Linked DNA regions of Homo sapiens: region 1 is linked to region 2. The links are chromatin loops, found by intact Hi-C in ENCODE. Cell type or tissue: endothelial cell of umbilical vein. All regions are shown on one strand.

Evidence for each region. Peaks named below come from ENCODE experiments on the same cell type or tissue, not always from the same donor. Only the 100,000 strongest peaks of a DNase experiment are listed, where the experiment ranks them.
Region 1: a loop joins it to region 2, with 4 times the contacts of the local background. A loop is called at or near these places in 7 of 110 quality-filtered maps.

The regions. Positions count from the first base shown.
Region 1 is chr1:85,416,450-85,418,949 of GRCh38, reverse strand. The region is part of intron 1 of DDAH1 (dimethylarginine dimethylaminohydrolase 1); the gene reads left to right. Among named protein-coding and RNA genes, the nearest start is that of DDAH1, 47 kb to the left of the region's middle. In endothelial cell of umbilical vein, no CTCF peak of the experiment used is centred here; DNase peaks (open chromatin) are centred at 939 and 1,589; H3K27ac peaks cover 2,072 bases.
Region 2 is chr1:85,307,380-85,309,879 of GRCh38, reverse strand. No RefSeq gene overlaps it. Among named protein-coding and RNA genes, the nearest start is that of BCL10, 32 kb to the right of the region's middle. RefSeq lists an enhancer at 1,194-1,694. In endothelial cell of umbilical vein, a CTCF peak has its summit at 1,531 (motif pointing left); a DNase peak (open chromatin) is centred at 1,529; H3K27ac peaks cover 1,065 bases.

The DNA of each region.
Region 1 (2,500 bases), 110 kb before region 2:
CAACCCAACTACGATATGAGCAGAGGGCATAGAGGGAGCCAAGTTGGAGAGATATGACTGGCTTCTCCTGTCCTGACCTATAATCTGTACTCCACTCCTTTATCCACCACTAACATTGATTATGGGATAGGACCCATAGCATGGCAAGATAGTGTTCCTGTTGCACCAGGAACCAATTCAAATGGATGGGAAAGCAGGGATATGGGTACTGTGTTAAAAGGAGAAGTGACAGCATTCCTGAACACTGAAAAGGACATTTCCAACATCCGAAGAGATGCTACATTTTCCAGCTTGCTAGAGAGAAAGGCTGAAAGATAAAAACTTTTGTTGACTTCCTCTGCAAACGAGCATTTAACTGAAAAGTGTAAATGAAATTTTAAATACCAATGAAATGTGATGCCTTCTCCTGGTATTTGGTCCATAAATTATGTTGCACCAGAGTTTAGATCATAGTTCGCCCATTTCAGACCAAATTCATGGTCTTTTACCTTCTGTTCCTATAAATTATAAACCCCAGATGTGTCAAATTGTATAATAAACACATAAAAAGAAATTTGTTTTTTAAGGAATTTCATAAATTTCTTGTTTTACCGAGTTTTATTGGTCTCATTTTAGTGGGACAAAAAACAAATTAACCTTTCATGTTTTCACTTGTTACATTGTAGAGAGACCCTGAATTGTTGGGACGAAAAAGGGAAATGCTTTTCTTGGACCAATTTTTTGATTGGTCCACTTGCTGAGATAAGCCTCCTGCTGAATCAAATGTATGTTTTTGTGTTTGGTCTTGGATCTTATCTGCCTGCAGCAGCAGCAAGCTTAATAGCAAATGAGGTTCAAAAAGATGAAGCAGCTATTTCAGCCTCTTATCCTAATGTTTTCAAAGAGCTCTGTAGATTTGGTCATTATGCCCATCCTAATCAAACTGTCTGAAAGCTTATCTTCTGCCACCATTTCCTACAGACTTTCCGCAAAGCAACTATGATTTGTAATCGTTAGTAGAATGGTATGTGGTATGTAAATATATGTAATAATTATATTTCTAAAACAGTCTTTGTGACCATCTTTTAAAGGATCTCAGCTTGACAATGAATTGCCTATTTTTAGTTTTCAAATCAGGGTATTTTTCAATTATCTTGCAGTTGATTTTCTAAATTCACTCTTCAATTCATGAGAGAAATGGCTTTTATAGGGCAAATACATACTATTTGGGCATTAGAGAGGACAGAGATTATTTTATTCTTTTTGTATTGAATAATTTTGCAGGAAGCTGCTGCTGATTACAAGGAGAGTTATATGTATTAAGATTGATAAAGAGAAATATTTTTAAGGCTTTTAGATTTCCCTATAAGGAGATAGGATTTACATTCCAACTTTGATTTTCTTCAAAGGGATCCTGTTTGCTTAAATTCTCAGAAAATATGATTGGACTTCTCAGTCAACTGAGCTGTAAGAGTGGTGAAGAACCTGCCCTCAGGAAGGGACCTGTCAACATTTAGAGGGTGTGGGGGTGGTGATATTGGGGATGGAGACTGGCATGATGGAAGGGATGAGGCCTAGAACACAAGCATATCGAACCCACTTGCCTCTCTGTGAATGGGGCTCTTGCACACAGCCAGGCCTGACTTCCCTCCCCGCTGTTCCCACTCACCCAGCACAGTAGACTGATCCAGCCCTGCCAGGAGGTGGCTGTCCTTCACCAGCGCCAACTCCTGGCTGCACGCTGTGCTTCACAGAGCCTTCCAGCCCAGCCAGCTTGGCTGTCGGGGTCTCAGATTTCAACTCAAGGTGCCAGCAGAGTCCCTTCACTAAAATCATATTTTTTCACCTGATAATTTGATCATTTTACAGTTGGTGGGTTTCATCCACAAAAAATGGTTTTCTAAAAAGTAAAATCTAGTGTTGTCTTCATGATGTTATATGTAGGACCACTACCCGGTAAAAGCCACTGAGAGAACCTTGGTTAGAAAAAACACTAGTTCATCCAGGTGCAGTAGTGGCTCATGCTTGTAATCCCACCTATTTGGGAGGCCAATGCAGACAGATTGCTTGAGCCTGGGAGTTCGAGACCAGCCTGGGCAACATGGCGAAACCCCGTCTCTACAAAAAAAACAAAAATTAGCTGGATGTAGTGATGTGCACCTGTGGTCACAGCTACTCAGAAGACTGAGATGAGAGGATTGCTTGAGCCCACGAGGCAAAGGTTACAGTGAGCCATGATCATGCAGCTACACTCCAGCCTGGGCAACAGAGCAAGACCCTGTTTCAAAAAAAGAAAAAAAGAAAAGAAGGCACCAGTTCAGTTGTCTGATCCACTCCAGGTCTGACCACACTATTCTAAATTCTTTCTTTTCCAGAAACTAGAGACAACTGTTTTTAAAATAACTATCTTTGGGAATATTATGAACTTTATGAACATTTCCCTGCAGATAATCAAACTAGTCAAATACTGTTTGTAGGCTGGGCATGGTGGCTCATGCCTGTAATCCCAACACTTTGGGAG
Region 2 (2,500 bases):
GCAAACAACCCGTGTATACCAACTAATGAATGGATAAATGAAATGGATGCCAACTGATGAAGAGATGAACAAAAATATCCATACAACGGGATATTATTCAGGTGTAAAAAGGAATGAAGTACTGAACATGCTTCAACATGAATAAACCTTGAAAACATTATGCTAAGTGAAAGAAGCCAGTCACAAAAGACCACATATTATATGAAATGTCCAGGATAAGTAAATCTGTAGAGACAGAAAATAGAATAGTGATTGCTTTGGAGGGGAGGGTGCAAGGAGGGAGGAGAGGGAGGAAAAGGGAGTGATAACTAAGGGTAGAGGGTTCTTTTTGTGGTGATGAAAATTGATGTGGTTATCGTTGCATATATCTGTGAACGTGCATAAAATCATTGAATTGCACATTTTAAATGGGTGAAGTGTTTGGTATATGAATTATATCTCAATAAAGCTGGTTTTTAAAATGACAGCAATAATTCTCTTTGTCCTCTTCATATCTCAAAGGGTGGTTGGGAACATCAAATGAGAGGATTTATATAAAAGTACTTGGTACTCTATGCAGTGCTATACAAATGTAGCCTATTATAGTATTGAATGGGATTAATCAGCTTTTCACCAGCACCTGTCAGTACAAAACTCCGAAGCTGCCATTCCTAAAACTACCTTCGCCCCCAATTAGAATTCCTTTTCTTTAGTGGTTAAAACTCATTGACAGAGCCCAACCCTTGAAATAGTGCTGCATAATAATTGCTTATGGAATGCTTCTTACCTTCATAGCCTTTAGAAAAAAAGAAAATAACGTTTCTTTTATATGTTTTCCTAAGACTCAACTCAAGTGTGTGTAATTACCACACATACCAAGCTCCTCATTATGTCAGCCCTGGAGCCCACGTGGCCATTATAATAATTTGCTAACTGGCAATTGTTCCTTTCTTCTCACAGTCCCAACCCCAGTCTTACATTTTGGCCATTGCTCTGCCCTTCTGAACTGGGGTGAATAGCAGTGTGAAGGCAAAGGGGATGAGAATGAAATATGCTCCAAGTGGCAAGTTTGAGAGTAATATAGACAGAAGCTGGTCCTTGGCCAGGTGAGCCTATGAGTGCAACACCAACGCAGCATTTACACCTAGGACAAGGAGGGGCGGAACAAGTCCCCTATGCAAAACTGAGGCCCAGAGAGACTCAGTCACCAGGAAAAGTCACACCGCTAGTGGGTGTGGTACTAGGGCTCAAACTCTGTGTTTGGCAGCATTACTCTACACCGCCCATTGAAAAACAGGTGCCCTACGAAAGTTTCAAAATTACTGCACATCAAAGTATCTTCAAAATGTATAAAATGTTTCCTACCTCTGTTTTTCCATATGAATGCCGATCCGACAGTGCATGTTGCCCCTTTTCCCCAGAGGCATCTTTTGATTTAGCCTCAAAAACAATGGAAATCCGAATATCCATGTTTGCCGACCTTAGCTTTTGCAGAAAAATTGTGGAGTAACAGCGCCCTCGGGTAGTCACTCGCGTTTTCTCAGCCGGCCTTTGAGCGCGGAGAAGTGGGGCTAAGAATGCCGCCGCTGCCCCCTGGTGGGCTTTGGACGCCTGGGCCCTCCTTACTGAGTAAAGGGCGTCTTCCCAGGATCTGCCTGCCTATGGGCCCGCGGAGTCACCTGGGAGACCCATTCCCAGTCCTGGCCTAGGCAGATCCTGAGGCGTGGCCTCTCCCACCTCAGCTGAAACCAATTAGCTGAAACCAAAATTGGAATCAAAGCCCTTGGCAGGGGGTGTTTTAAGATCCACACACGCTGGGACCTGGGAAGGCCTGAAGGCTTCGTGGCCAGAAACCCCTGCTGCCACCTATCTCTGGGCCCAAGCCTACGTTTCCTCCCCTGGAGCAGCGGCTCTTTAGCTAAGGGATTGTTCCCTTTTTGGAAAAAAAAAAAATCACCAAGCTCTAGGGTTGAGGTATGGGTAGCAACACTCTAATTAGTTATTTATATCTTAGTGTGAAATACGTTCATCTGACCCTTACCTGGTAGCAGGTGTTTCAGGGGAAAAGAAAGAATCTAAGAATAATGAGAGCCTACAGTAGGCATGGAAGGCAAGGGGAGAGAAAGGGAGAAGAAAGGGAGGAACGGCAATGGGGAGGGGAGGACAAGGGAAGGGAAGCGAGGGGAAGTGAGGGGAGAGGAGGGAAGGAGAAAGGAAGGGAGGGAAGCAGAGGACAGAGGAGGAGAGAGGAGAGGGGTGGGGAGGAGGCCAGCTAGACCCTTCTGCAGTCTTACTCAGTCCTCATTGCCCTAGTCTAGGCTTCAAATGCGTAAAGAATTTGCAAGTGCACTCTTGTTCAATTCGCAAGACATTTCAGGGCTCCCACGGACTCCCACCATTGCTTAGTGTATTACTCTGAGTTCTCCAGAGAAACAGAACCAGAACCAATAGAAAAAATATATATCTCATATATATGAATTACTATATATGCAATATATATGACTTAATATAAGGAATTGGC